Regions from separate parts of the Homo sapiens genome. Here region 2 is linked to region 1. Evidence: read pairs that join two places in POLR2A ChIA-PET (ENCODE). Cell type or tissue: IMR-90. All regions are shown on one strand. Each heading gives the region's core, and the rest is flanking DNA. Links, peaks and the distances in the headings are about the cores only.

What was found. ChIA-PET counts read pairs that join two places held together with the same protein. Peaks named below come from ENCODE experiments on the same cell type or tissue, not always from the same donor. Only the 100,000 strongest peaks of a DNase experiment are listed, where the experiment ranks them.
Region 2: POLR2A ChIA-PET joins it to region 1 with 5 read pairs; 2 of 35 experiments call an interaction of 5 or more read pairs at or near these places.

What each region holds. Positions count from the first base shown.
Region 1 is chr18:7,300,192-7,307,691 of GRCh38, forward strand. It overlaps LOC124900409 (small nucleolar RNA SNORA48), which reads right to left and starts at 962; the gene lies at 829-962. In IMR-90, for the core only: no CTCF peak of the experiment used is centred there; no DNase peak of the experiment used is centred there.
Region 2 is chr18:7,158,916-7,166,415 of GRCh38, forward strand. No RefSeq gene overlaps it. Among named protein-coding and RNA genes, the nearest start is that of LAMA1, 45 kb to the left of the region's middle. In IMR-90, for the core only: no CTCF peak of the experiment used is centred there; a DNase peak (open chromatin) is centred at 2,966.

The DNA.
Region 1 (7,500 bases), core at 1,702-6,701:
TTCTTTTTTGAGATGGACTCTTGCTCTGTCACCCAGGCTGGAGTGCAATGATACGATTTTGGCTCACTGCAACCCGTCTCCCAGGTTCAAGCAATTCTCCTGCTTCAGCCTCCCAAGTAGCTGGAACTACAAGCACCCACCACCACACCCAACTAATTTTTGTATTTTTAGTAGAGATGGAGTTTCACCATGTTGGCCAGGCTGGTCTTGAACTCTTGACCTCAGGTGATCCTCCCGCCTTGGCCTCCCAAAGTGCTAGGATCACAGGCGTGAGCCACTGTGCCTAGCTGGAATTCATTAAGATTCTTGAATGTGTAGATTGATTTTTTAAATCAAATTTGTGTAGTTTTCAGTTTATTTCTTTAAATATTCTTTCTTCTCCTTTTGTCTCTCCTCTCCTTCTGTGACTTCCATTTTACCTGTATTGGTACACTTGATGATGTCCTATAGGTATACGAGACTGTTTATTTTCCTTCATTCTTTTTTCCTTTTATTTTTCAAACTAGGTAATCTCAAATGACCTGTCTTAAAGTTCACTGATTCTTTCTTTTACGAGCTCAAATCTCCTTTGAATATGATGATAATTTTTCATATTTTGATTATTTTCATTTTCAACTCCAGGATTTCTACTTAGTTCTTTTTAAATAATTTTCTTCTCTTTATTGATATTGTCTATTTGGTGAAACCATTCTCATACATATCTTTAATTATTTGAACGTAGTTTCTTTTAGTTTTTGAGCCTATTTATAGCACCTAATTTAAAGTCTTTGTCTAGTAAGTCTGTTGTCTATGCTTCCTCAGGGAAAGTTTGTATTTACTGTGTTCCCCTAGTGTGTCCAAGGCATGAACCAGGCATGGGCACAGACAAAAGGCCAAGCTGAAATAAACAAGGGGTTGCTTTGTCCCTGGCTGATATGAGATGAATGTCACAGCCAGATGCCACTCTACCCAGGTCAGAGGCATTGACTGCTTTTCTACCTGTGTATGAGTCATACATTCCAATTTTTGTCTGTTTCATTTTGTTGTTGTTGAAAACTGGGCATTTAAAATAATAGAATGTGGCAACTATGGATATCAGATTACCCACCCTTCCCCAGGTTTTCTTGTTGCAGGTATTGTTGTTTGTTTGCCTAGTTACTTTCCTTTTTCATTTTTCTTAGATGGAGTCTCACTCTGTTTGTCCAGGCTGGAGTGCAGTGATGCAATCTTGGCTCACTGCAACCTCCCCCTCCTGGATTGAAGCGATTCTCCTGCCTCAGCTTCCTGAGTAGCTGGGATTACAGGCATGCACTATGCACTACCATGCCCAGCTAACTTTTGTTTTTGTTTTTTCTTTTCTTTTCTTTTTTTTTGAGACAGAGTCTCGCTCTGTCGCCCAGGCTGGAGTGCAGTGGCACGATCTTGGCTCACTGCAAGCTCCGCCTCCCAGGTTCACGCCATTCTCCTGCCTCAGCCTCCTGAGTAGCTGGGACTACAGGTGCCTGCCACCATGTCCGGCTAATTTTTTGTATTTTTAGTGGAGACAGGGTTTCACCGTGTTAGCCAGGATGGTCTCCATTTCCTGACCTTGTGATCCACCTGCCTTGGCCTCCCAAAGTGCTGGGATTTACCGGCATGAGCCACCGTGCCCGGCCAAGCTTTTTATTTTTTGTATCTCTAAAAATGTGGCTGGGTGTGGTGGCTCATGCCTGTAATCCCAGCACTTTGGGGGGCCGAGGTGGGCAGATCATGAGGTCAGGAGATTGAGACCATCCTGGCTGACATGGCGAAACCCCATCTCCACTAAAAATACAAAAAAATTAGCTGGGCTTGGTGGAGGGCGCCTGTAGTCCCAGCTACTCGGGAGGCTGAGGCAGGAGAATGGTGTGAACCCGGGAGGCAGAGCTTGCAGTGAGCCTAGATGGCACCACTGCACTCTAGCCTGGGCAACAGAAGGAGACTCCATCTCAAAAATAAATAAATAAATAAAAAATTGTGGGCTTAGATGTATTTTTTAATTAAGTTTTATTATTTTTTATTTATTATTATTATTTTTTGAGACAGAGTCTCACTCTGTCGCCCAGGCTGGAGTGCAGTGGCGCAATCTCAGCTCACTGCAAGCTCTGCCTCTCGGGTTCACGCCATTCACCTGCCTCAGATTCCCGAGTAGCTGGGACAACAGGCACCCGCCACCACACCCAGCTAATTTTTTTTTTAAATTTTTATTTTTAGTAGAGATGGGGTTTCACTGTGTTTGCCAGATGGTCTTGATCTCCTGACCTCATGATCTGCCTGCCTCGGCCTCCCAAAGTGTGGGGATTACAGGCATGAGCCACCACTCCTAGCCTAAATTTTATTTTTTTAATAGAAAAATAATTATACATATTCATGGGGGTACATAGTGATGTTTTCATATGTATATAACGTGATAACGTGTAGTAATCAGATCAGGATAATTATCCTTTTAAGCTTTTTTGTCAGCATCTTGTTAGTCCTAACTGCTAACATTGCCACAGGAATCTCCAATATTAAACAATTGTTGCTGATTGTTTTCTGCAAATTACCTAGAGGTAGAACTGTTCACAGAGATGGAACTCGGAGTCAGGTGAAATAAAGGCAAGTCTTGAAAAACTGAGTTTTTCAGTGACTTTCTAGACAGGTCAAATAGTGACAGTTCTCTAGGGATGGGGCTTTAGGGGAACTCCAGCCCTGATCTGTCTCCTCTAGTGGCTGCTGGTTTTCAAGAGGGGCATGGGATTAGGGCAAGTAAAGATGCCACAAACCTGTTCTGACGAGATTCTGCTGTTTTTCTTGAATAAACCCTCCTCAGATTGTTGCAAGCCTTTAGTTAATTTCCAGAATTCCAACAAAATTGATTTTGGCAATTCTTGGTAGTGTTTTTATTTCTTTTATAGGAGAGTAGATATACAAAAGGCTTTGCTGTTCTGGAAAACTGAATCTTGCAATGCAAGTAAAAGTCAAGCATGCAGAGAAGGCAATAAAGAGCATCCCAGGAAGTGGGGCTAGCAGAGGAGAGGTAGAAGCCTCAGAGAGGGTGGCTCATGAAGTGTGGCTCAGTGTGGCTGAGACGGAGGGTTCCCTTGGGAATGCACACAGAAGATAAAGATGGGGATTTAAGCAGTGACAAAACCCAAGGGGCCTTTATTCCAGGTTATTTTTCTCTGGCTTTTAACATTTAAGATTTTAGATTATAATAGGGAAAATCTGTGGTTCCAGGATAGTTCTTTCATTTGTCACCTATTTGCCTCCAGTTGCATCACACCACCTAGCTCCTGGGCTCTGTAGATCACAATCTGCCACCCATCCTCTCTTCTCCTCCCCAGGAATGAGAAAACACCAGCAGAACTGGGCCCACTGCCTCATGCTGACTGCTGGGAAGAATCTGGCACTTAGCCCTTGCCTCAGAATGTCCTTTCCTCCCTAAAGCCCATAGAATCAGAATGCACTTTCTCGGGGTGAATGTACAGATGATTTGTTAGGTAAATTGGCAGAAACCTTAAGATTACAAGCAGAAAGATAGAGGGTCATCAGACTGTGCTTGCAGAGCTGGAAGAAGCTGTCTTCCACATTACAGGTTTTCCCCTCCTATTTTCCCTTACGCTAACCCTGAAAACCTTCTTAATTTGGTAGCATGCCCAACCCACAATCTGCCTTTCACCCTTACAGATTTATGGCAAGCTGTATTTCACCTAAGAAATGTAAGCTGTGAAGAGATTATTGTGTGGGGATCCGATCTGGTCCAAATCCTTCTGATCCACCACTATGGACAAGTTGCTCCTAACCTTCCTCTCTGTTATCTCGTCTCCTCTTCTGTCAGATGACAATGATAATCCCCACCCCTTGCTGACCTAATACAGTCTAATACAGACTTTAGGAAAGTGACTTGAAATCAGAAAACTGTAAGCTCCTTGACAAAAAGTTCCCACTTAAAGACAGGCTTTCTCCTTATCCTTACAAGCATGATTTCCGGCTTAACACGGATTTACAAATACCATGAGTTCCAGTTCTGAACTGTGTAGCTCTGCCCTTGAACATCCACAGGGGAAGAAATGCTTATTATTGTCGGGATTTCAGTCCAGATGAGAGAGTGCTAACTGCAGCAAGTGAGAAGGGCGGCGAGTGGGGAGGAGACCACGGGCCTGCTCCCAGCTGCACCCCTCACTCATCCCAAACATACCAGGCATTGTGTTCCAAACCAGATTCTGCCCATTAGATCCATGTGGGAGAAGGGAGCTCTGCTTTTTTTTTTTTTTCGTTTAAACATAAGTAGTTTCACAAATAAAGTTCTTGCTTAAACTTTATTTAGCTATCATCCAAGTAAGCTTTCTGGGAAAAACACCCATGAGCCCTGCTGCTGCAAGCCCCTCATGCCTCTGTGTGGGGTGAGTGAGCAGGTCTGAATTTTTTTGTTTGCTTGTTTGTTTTTGAGACAGAGTCTCACTCTGTCACCCAGGCTGAAGTGCAGTGGCATGATCTCGGCTCACTGCAACCTCTGCATCCCAGGTTCAAGCGATTCTCCTGCCTCAGCCTCCTAAGTAGCTGGGATTACAGGCACCCACCACCATATCCAGCTAATTTGTTTATTTTTAATAGAGACAGGGTTTCACCATGTTAGCCAGGATGGTCTCGATCTCCTGACCTCATGATCCACCCACCTCGGCCTCCCAAAGTGCTGGGATTACAGGCGTGAGCCACCACGCCCAGCCAGGTCTGAGTTTTACATTGTGCCCAGGTAGTGATGTGGAGGAGATTTGAGGGGAGCAGGCCCCACACCAGGGAGTTCACACGGGATGCTGTTAGATCCACCTGGCTGGGAGTATAGGAACAGAGGGAAGGGACAAACTCCAAAATCTTTAGGAGATTCAGTCAACCAATTTCATGACTTCTGGGTTGGGACAGAGTGGGAGAGGAAAGAGCTGGGATAGGCCTCGGGTTCTGGTTTGAGTCCCATCCACCAAAACAATGAATGAGCCGGAGAAGGAAGAGGACCTTGGTTTAGAACGTGTCAAAGCTGGGTGTTTCTGGGATGGTCAAGCGACTGGATTCCATAGGCAGATGGACATAGAAAGGGTTAAAGGCTGTTTTTGTTGTTTTGCTTTATTTTTTAGAATAATCATCATTGTAACACCAATCCTTATTAATTCAGGTCATCTTCACAACAAGATACAGATTCTATTATCCTGCTGATAGGCTGTGGGAAAACTGCTGGTAGAGAGGAAGAAGCTGGCAATGGGCGTGCCAGCTGATGATGAGTGGAACAAAGTCCACGAGGAGTGGGAGGTGGAAGCTCGGACGGAGCAGGTGGCAAAGGGGAACTCATCCACTGAGACATTAGGAAAGAAGACGTCAGTGTGTTCACATGCGGGGCCTAACCTGGTGGTTGGATGTTCTTGTCAAAAGAGGAATAATGAAGTGGATGGGCTTGGGCAGGGGCCTTGAGGGCAACAGTGAGGTGTGGGCAGCCTCTGAAGGCAGTGATTGAGGGGCCAGGCAGGAGCCCGTGCATTTGCTGTGGCTGTTTTATGCTGCAGACTGGGAGGGAGGAGAGCAGAGATGGCTGGCCGCCTAGCCCAGCTCCACCCACCCTCTTTCTTTCCTTCTGTTTGGAGAGGCGATGTGACCAGCCCAAACTTCTACGTGTCTCAGCCTCTCTTGCATCCAGGGAAGGCCTGTGTCAGAGTTCTGGCCAATGGGGTGGACACAGAAGTCCTTAGCTTGTCTTTCCAGAAAAGATTTTCTTTTAAATTGGTTTGTGTTTTGTTTGTGGGAATGCTCAGCTGGCACATGCCCTTTGCCCTTTACCCTTCCTTCCCCTTTCCTGCCTGGAATGCAGATGCAGTGCTGGAGGTGAAGCAGCCACATGGTGACCAGGAGGCAACAAGCATGAAGACAAAAGCCACATGCTAACAAAGACTGAATGAAGAGAAAGAGCCTGTTGGGAGCATTCTATGTATACTTGTTAGCCCTGTAGATTTCTTTTATGGGGGAATAAAATAAAACCTCCATTTAATGAAGCCACTGATGTCAGCTTTTATTACACACAGCCAATTGTAGGGTCAACTGATATGGAAGGGAAAACAGATTGTGGTGATGCTCTAGGACTAGGGGTCTGCAAGACAGGGCAAAAGGGGGTGGAGTGTCTTGGTGAAATAGAGGATTTATAATCAACTGTGGGGCCTAGACAGATTAGGGAAGAACAAGAGGCCTACAGAAAGCTAGGAAGCTGGAGGCATGGGGGTAAACTGCACATAGGAGTCTGTAAGCTTATTGTGGGAAGATCTGGGTGCTACGAGAGGGCAGGAACTTGGAACTTGGAACTTGGAACTGGCTGTTGATTCTGGTGTGGCCTATGACAGGTGTGACAAGACCTAGGATGGATGCAAGAGACATGCAGGTCACTGTGAAGCCATGGAAGCCAGAACTTACTCCAAGCAGGGCTCACAATGGGCAACCTTCTTGCGGATGCCTGAGACAGCTCAGTCAAGGTCAAAGCCAATTGCCCCTCCTTTCAAACCATGGCGGGCTTGTCGTAACTTCCTCAGTCCCACTGGGTGTCCTTTGGCTCTGTTCTTAGCCTGGCTTACCCTTCTCTTCTCTCCCCATCAAAGATAATTCCCACGGCAAGAGCATTAGTGGATATTTTTCAGAAACTGGCAAGGCTCTGTCAGTAATGTTTCCCTAGGACTGCAAATTTAAGCCAGTCTCCAAAACTCAGTAACCTGGTAGTAAATCATTATACTCTATTTTCCAAAGAAAATGTCACTTCTAGGATGGATATCCACTTTTGGCTCTTCATAAAATGACCAATGACCCCATAATAAGACAGCCACTATAGAAACCAAGCCAAATCTGGATGAGTAACAGAGGGAGATATTAGTGGAGTGTGTACATTAAGGGCCTGGCTGTGCCCACTCTTGCCCACAGCCCCTAATCAGCCAGTTGGCCCCTGAGAGCACCTAGGCCCTGCGCTGGTTTGATGGAAGCACTCCTACTCTCTCGTCCTCTGTGCCATTAGTCCTCTCCTTGTTTCTAACTTGTAACCAAAACAGTAACGTCCTCACAGCAGCTCCCTGTGTTCCTGCCAGCAAGGGCTCTACGGCAGTCTCGAGAATCTTCTGAAATCTCTCTTCAGACCCATTAGCTGGAGAGTGATAAAGCTCCAAGCTGTAAGACTGGGTGATTTGTTACCCGAGAAACATTTCATTTTAATTCTTTAAGAAATTGCTCAGAGTGATTCTTGGGGAAAAAGAAAAAAACAAAAAAATCCCATAGTTGAATCTTTTCATAGTCAAAACCACTTGCTGTTAAAATCATTGACTACATTTTTTCTGGAATGCTTGACTGATTACACTTGCCCTTCTCCAGAAATATTGACGGTTTCTCAGGCTATGTTGGTTCCCCAAGCACACATAACACAATCCTTGGCAAAATCACTAAAGGAATCATTTATATGGGCTAGAAGACTGCAGCTCTGCCTGGAGAATTGCATTATTTCTTATC
Region 2 (7,500 bases), core at 796-5,795, 140 kb before region 1:
CTTTATCTACATGAATCTATATATGGAGTAAACTTATTTATGTTAAGAGCTTTATTGAGATATAATTTATATACAATTAAATCCATTTATTTTTTAAGAGTACAACTCAATGACTTTTAATAGTAAATTTACTAGTTATGCAACCATTGTTACAATAATGTTAAAACATTTTTATCACCCCCCCAGAAAAAACCTCATGGACATTTGCACTCACTAGAGTAAACTCTTTACCAAGACATTTACACTCATGAAAAGTTTTGTTAGAATTTTGTATGAAAAAAAATTTTTTTTCTTTTTATTTTTTTGAGAGGGAGTCTCACTCTGTCACCAGGCTGGAGTGCAGTGGCACAATCTCAGCTCACTGCAACCTCTGCCTCCCAGGTTCAAGCAATTCTCCTGCCTCAGCCTCCTGAGTAGCTGGGACCACAGGCACACGCCACTATGCCCAGGTAATTTTTGTATTTTTAGTACAGATGGGGTTTCACCATGTTGGCCAGGATGGTCTCGATCTCTTGACCTCATGATCCGCCTGCTTCAGCCTCCCAAAGTGCTGGGATTACAGGTGTGAGCCACTACACCCAGCAAAAAAAATTTTAAAGTGATTAGTTTATATATATATATATATATATATATATATATATATATATATATATATTTAAATTATACTTTAAGTTCTAGGGTACATGTGCACAACGTGCAGGTTTGTTACATGTGTATACATGTGCCATGTTGGTGTGCTGCACCCATTAACTCGTCATTTACATTAGGTATCTCTCCTAATGCTATCCCTCCCCCCTCCCCCCTTTATTTGTGAGATGTGAGATGATGAACTTAATACAAATTCAAAAGGAAAAAAGGAGTATACAAGTGATGTCTCCCTCAGGGTTTCTCTCAGTTAACATTAGTTGCCTCTAAAAAGAACTGCTTGAAATCCCAGAGAGGTAGACAGAGATTTTAAACTCAAGGATGTATGCTGATTTTATCAAATTCTTTTTCGTCATCTAGAAGTGTGCTGTTCAATAAGGTAACCATTACCTCCTGTGGCTGGCTCACAAACACTTGAAATTTGGCTAGTGTGATTGAGGAACTGAATTTTTAATTTAATTTTAATTAAACTAAATTTTAAGACTGATAATTCAGTTACTGAAAAACTCAAGTATGTTTGCAACTTGGATATATACACCTACTTTTTTGTATCATAAACTTCACTAAATCTTAATGCAGATCAAGCTTTTCCAATGAAAATTTTGTGTCTGAATTGCGGTGAGCTAGGACAGTACATTTTAGATATATTGGGTTAAATAAAATATCATTAAAATTTGTTTTATCTGTTGCTTTTTACTTATTTGAAATGTGGCTTCTAGAATATCTAAAATTACCCACGTGGTTCACTTTATCTTCCTATTGGACATGCTGCTCTAGAGAGATATCATATGCTTTTTCTCATTTTATCTATTATTATGGTGAAATATATTAGTGTATTTTCTAATAATTTTTCTCTTTTTGCATTTCTGGCATAACCACCACTTGGTCATGGCATTCTGAATTATTTACCATAATTCTTTATTCTTTATTTAGCTCCTTTGGCCTTAATATTCATATGTAAGATTGGTCTTTAGTTTTATTGGGCTATCATCACACATCTGGAAGCTGTTCCTGTCTAGTCTTGACATTATTTAAATAACATAGAAGATATTGTTCTTTGGGCCCGGCGTGGTGGCCCATGCACTTTGGGAGGCTGAGGCGGGTGGATCACTTGAGGTCAGGAGTTCGAGACTAGCCTGGCCAACACGGTGAAACCCTATTTCTACTCAAAATACAAAAAATTAGCCGGGTGTGGTGGCTCATGCCTGTAATCCCAGCTACTCAGGAGGCTGAGACAGGAGAATCACTTGAACCTGGAAGGCAGAGGTTGTAGTGAGCCAAGATCGTGCCATTGCACTCCAGCCTGGACAACAGAGTGAGACTTCATCTCAAAAAAAAAAAAAAAAAAAAAGGCCGGGGGCAGTGGCTCACGCCTGTAAACCCAGCATTTTGGGAGGCCGAGGTGGGCGTCACGAGGTCAGGAGATCAAAACCATCCTGGCTAACACGGTGAAACCCCGTCTCTACTAAAAAATACAAAAAAATTTAGCCGGGTGTGATGGTGGGTGCCTGTAGTCCCAGCTACTCAGGAGGCTGAGGCAGGAGAATGTTGTGAACCCGGGAGGCGGAGCTTGCAGTGAGCGGAGATCGCACCACTGCACTCCAGCCTGGGCGACAGAGTGAGACTCCGTCTCAAAAAAAAAAAAAAAAAAAATGGGACCTTAGAGAGATGATTAGGTGATAAGGGCTCTGCTCTCACGAAGGAATTAATGTCATTATCTCAGGAATGGGATTTTCATAAGTTAGGGAGTTCTGCCCACTTTTTCTCCCTCTCTCTCAGTGTCTCTCACCACATGATGCCCTTCTGCCATCTTAGGATGCAGCAAGAAGGCCCTTGCCAGATGCAGCTTTCAGTCTTGGACGTCCCAGCTTCTGTGAGCCAAACAGATCTCTTTTTAAAAATAAAATTACCTAGTCTGTATATTGTGTTTTAGCAGCAGAATACGAACAGGGTGGCCCAGTTTGAGTATCATTGCACCTAGGACCCTGAACCAGGCTTCTCTAGCTCCACTCTCATGCTCAGTTGCTGACTACACATTCTCTCTAGGGGTCCCCCTGTCCCTTCAACAATCAGGCTTCTGTCAAATCTGGCTTCACCCAAATTCATTCAACAAATTTACTCATGTGTGAACCCCAGTGATTAATAAGCTCAAATTGTTTGCTAGGTGTCTCTCTAGCCACTGTGCAAATCTCTGGATACAAATGTTTGTCCTGGAGACAGGATACTGGCTAACTCTCTTGAAGCCACATTCCAAATGGAAATTGGAGGAAGGGTCATATCCTCCAGCTCCCACCAAACTAATACACCCTGTTACAAAAGAATGTGGTTACTCAGTCTATCAACTTTGCTTTGGGTTCAGGATGTTGCACAACATACTGGTGAGATGTTAGAGGGAAAAGAAGAGAAAAGTTAGATACTAGAAACCCTCCCAGAGGGATTCTTCTGAAGAGAGATTCTTCTATAGCTCTACAATTATTAGGGCCTTAGGCTTGAGAGTCAAGTGAGTTGATATATGTAAAGCACTTAGGGTAGTGACAGGCACATAGTAAGAGCTATGAAAGTCTAGTTATTTATTTATTTATTTATTTATTTATTTATTTATTTATTTATTATTTTGAGACGGAGTCTCTCTCTGTCACCCAGGCTGGAGTGCAGTGGCACGATCTCAGCTCAGTGCAAACTGTGCCTCCCAGGTTCATGCCATTCTCCTGCCTCAGCCTCTCGAGTAGCTGGGACTACAGGTGCCCGCCACCACGCCCAGCTAATTTTTTTTGTATTTTTAGTAGAGACGGGGTTTCACCTTGTTAGCCAGGATGTTCTCAATCTCCTGACCTCGTGATCTGCCTGCCTCCCAAAGTGCTGGGATTACAGGCGTGAGCCACCGCGCCCAGCCAAGTTTAGTTATTTTTATCTCCATGCTCGGCATCACCGCTCCCTGTCCTGCCACCATGGGAATGTGGGCCCATCCCAGCACAGCCTCCTTCCTCCTGCTGCCAAGGCTGCTTAGGTTCCACACCTGAGTCAGGAAAGTCCCAAATCCACCATGTTCAGAGAAGATACTTTCAGTTTCCAGCCCCATGACAGCCCTTAGGGTAGTTCACAAATACTCTTCTTTGCCTTCTTCAGGGACCTGGTAGGATTATAATTCCTCATGTCTTTTGATGTCCCATGTGGGCATGCGACTCTCTTGGCCAACAAAACCTGGAAGGAGTTAACTTGTGTTGCTTCTGGATGGAAGTTTTAAGAGGCCATGTGTGAGTCGCCACAACCCCTTATCACTGCTGCAGCGATTGTGAACTTGTGTCCAGCCAGAGCTTCCATCAGCCCAGGACCCCGAGAGATGGCACTGAGTTCGGCCCCAGCTGACCTGCACTGATGTGTGGTGTCAGTGAAAACAAACCTTTAGTGTATGAGGTCCCTGGGATTTGGGGGTTGCTCCTGCAACGTAATGAGCCTACCATGAATGACACACCCCTAATGAGGCTTGTATGAAATGTGATAGGCTTGAATTAAATCCCACACACTGGGATTGAGAAAGGGGGAGACTCAAACTAATGTTCATCCTTCTCAACAAAGTGCAGGTCCCTGTGTCATCTCAGGCATATGTGAGTATATCCCTGTCCTCGGGAGCCTTCCACATGCCCCCATTACAGCTCTTCCACACTTCCACACAGGTGGTTGTTTGTTGCCTGTCTGATTCTCCTCTACAACTATGAGCTCCCAAAAGGCAGCAATGATATATTTTTACCCAACCATCCAATGAACTTTTTTTTTTTTTTTTTTTTTTTTTTTTTGAGATGGAGTCTCACTCTTTCGCCCAGGCTGGAGTGCAGTGGAAAGATCTTCGCCCACTGCAACCTCTGCCTCCTGGTTTCAGGTGATTCTGCTGCCTCAGCCTCCGGAGTAGCTGGGATTACAGGTGCGTGCCACCACACTCAGCTAATTTTTTATAGTTTTGAGTAGAGACAGGGTTTCACCATGCTGGACAGGCTGGTCTCGAACTCCTGACCTCAAGTGATCTGCCTGCCTTGGCCTCCCAAGTGCTAGGATTATTGGCGTGAGCCACCCCACCCGGCCCCAATGAACTTTTAATCAAGTTCCTTAACAGGTCTGTGCTTCAGTTTCCTTATCTATAAAACACAAATAATAATCATACTTAGCTCAGAGTTGCAGTGAGAATTTGATTGAATAAATGAACCAATACATTTGAATGGTAGTTAAATCACTATTAGGGCAGTGCCTGCCACATAAGCCATACTATGTAAGTGTTACCTTTTATTTTATCATTTCTGTTTGAAGGACTCTTGATTCCTGAATTATCTGTGTAAACCATTGCACTCTGCGTAGTCCCAGCACTGTGCCTTACAGATGAAGCAGCTGTGGTTCAAGGGACAAAAGAGGCAAGAATGAACGGTTCCAGGATTTCCGGCTTGGGGAACCTGGTGGGCGTTATGCCTTCAGCCAAGAAAAAGAAAGTAAGAGGGATAGATTTAAGGGGGATACTGAACTGACTTTGGATGTGTTGAGTTTTAGGCGCCTGCAGGTCATCTAGACGGAGATGACTGATAGGCATTTAGGCAGGTGGATTTGGAAGTAAGCCGAGAGATGGGGTGTGGGGGGAGCAGATGTAGACGCATGTGTCATCAGCATGTCCATGGCAGGTAAAGTCGTGGGATTCGAGGGACAAGGACTGAGGACCGCCCCCATGGGGAGAACCTATAGTCAAGGAGAGGTGGGAGGAACAAAAATGAGCCTGCCACTGGGATGGCAGAGACAACATTTACTATAAACTCAAAATAAAAAGAAAAACATGGACTTTTGACTGTTCTGGGAAATTGCATAAACTCAAAGTTCTCTCCCTATAATCTCTTAGAATATGTGTGTGAAGAGATTCTCTACAACATGGGAGTGTGCACAAGCTGCTCTGAGCTTGCCACACCGCATCCCACGAGGACAGGGTGGTGCCTGGGCTGACCTCAGGCCTGGGAGGCACATCATTCTCGTTTCTGAACGATAAAATGTTGTTCAGAGCTAAAGAACACAGTTTTCTCCCTTCACCCCTCCCAATCGTTTTAAATGAAAAAGCATTATAGCCATGCATAATGTCTCTTCTCATTAAAGTTTAATCCTAATCTGCAATAAGTCATACTGAACACATACTAATGCAGTAATTGTGGGTTTGGGTGTGAAAGAGAATTCAGTCTTCACGTGTTCTGGACCACGACAGTTTACTCCGAGCCCCAATAGATGGCACTGCTGATGCATGCAGCAGGAGAAACCAAGCATGGCTTCCTGAGTGGAACCAGAGTGATTCTACTACTTCATCTGTCTTTGGTAATAATCTATCATCCCCCAAGAAACATTATCTCCAGATGCAGTTTCTTATTCTGTATTCCATGTGGCACACTTAGAACCTGCTGCCCCACCAAACCCTGTCCCCCACCTTGGATCCTTCTCCTAAGGTTTTGGGCAAAAGAGCTCCTCTTCCTTTTCAGTGGTAGCTGCCTAGAATTGCCTTCCTCTCCTTCTTTTCCTTCTGCTTCCCTCTTCCTCACAACCCTACAGCTGTCCAAAAGCAGCCAGAGCCTGTGACCCCCATCACTTGTCCTCCTGGGTGCCCAGCCTGGCAGACGTCACCTGCAGATACCTGGCCTGCACTCTGGAAGCACACGCCCCCTACCATGTGGGAAGGTAATATCTTCTTTCAGATATCACATTGTTTGGCCAGTCATCAAATGCATCATTTTACTTCAACCAGATTAGGAGTTCAGTGGTTCTGGGGGGCTGGGGGAACACGGCCACCAATCCTAACAACCCTATCACTCAGTGAGTCCCAAACCCAAAGGCGGTGATTGGCTGAGATAAAATGGGATCACAGCTAGGTGACTGCATCACACAGTAAGTGCTGTGACAGGGCTGTAAGGAAAATGCCATAAGGGAATTCCTTATTCCTCCAGGTGAAGGCTGAAGCAAGGCATAGTGAAGGAGGTGATATTGAGCATGATCTATGAAGAGCCGTTCAGCAGAAGGAGTGGGGAGTGTAGGGACAGGAGGCAGTGCCCACCAAGACCACAGTGTGCTTCTGGCCTGGGAGGCTAGGAAGCTTGATGTAAAGTGAGTAGATTGACCAATGGGAAGAAGGGAGAGGGGGCTGAGGACAGACTGAGCAACCTTGAGTGCCCCTCGGTCCTTAGGCTTGAACGCTAAGCTATGAGGAGCCAGCAAAGGTTTTCCAGGTCAAGAGTTGAGTGTGTCCCCCTCAAAAAGATATAAAGTCCTAGCCTCCATACCTTAGAATGCGACGTAATTTGGAAAAAGGGCTGTTGCAGATGTGGTTAGTTAAGGTAAGGTGAGGTCATACTGAAGTATGTGGGCCTTTAATCCCAAACAACTGGTGCTCCTATGAGAGGAGAAAAGACCCAGACACACAGGGTGGGAGGGCCACAAGGCAATGCAGGCGGAGGTTGGAGTGGTGTGGCTGCACGCCGAGGAATGCCAAAGGTTGCTGGCAACACCAGAAGCTGGGACAGGCAAGGAAGAAGCACCTATGGGTTTCAGCAGGAGCGTGGCCCTACTGATGCCTTGACCTTGGACTTCTAGCCTCAGACTCTGAGATAATCAGCTACTGCTGTTTAAGCACCCAGCTGGTGGTGCTTTGTTACGGAAGCTCCAGGAAAGTGAGCCACGGCCCTCCTCACACCCTGCTTATGTCCCTGCTAATCACCTGCACCTGAGCTGGGAGACCCTGTCCTCACCTCCTTGTGCTCCTCCACGCCCTCCTATCTGTGCTTCCATGATTACCTCGAAGCCCTCCTCCTCCTCAACCCACCACGACCCTCAGTCCCAGTGACTTCC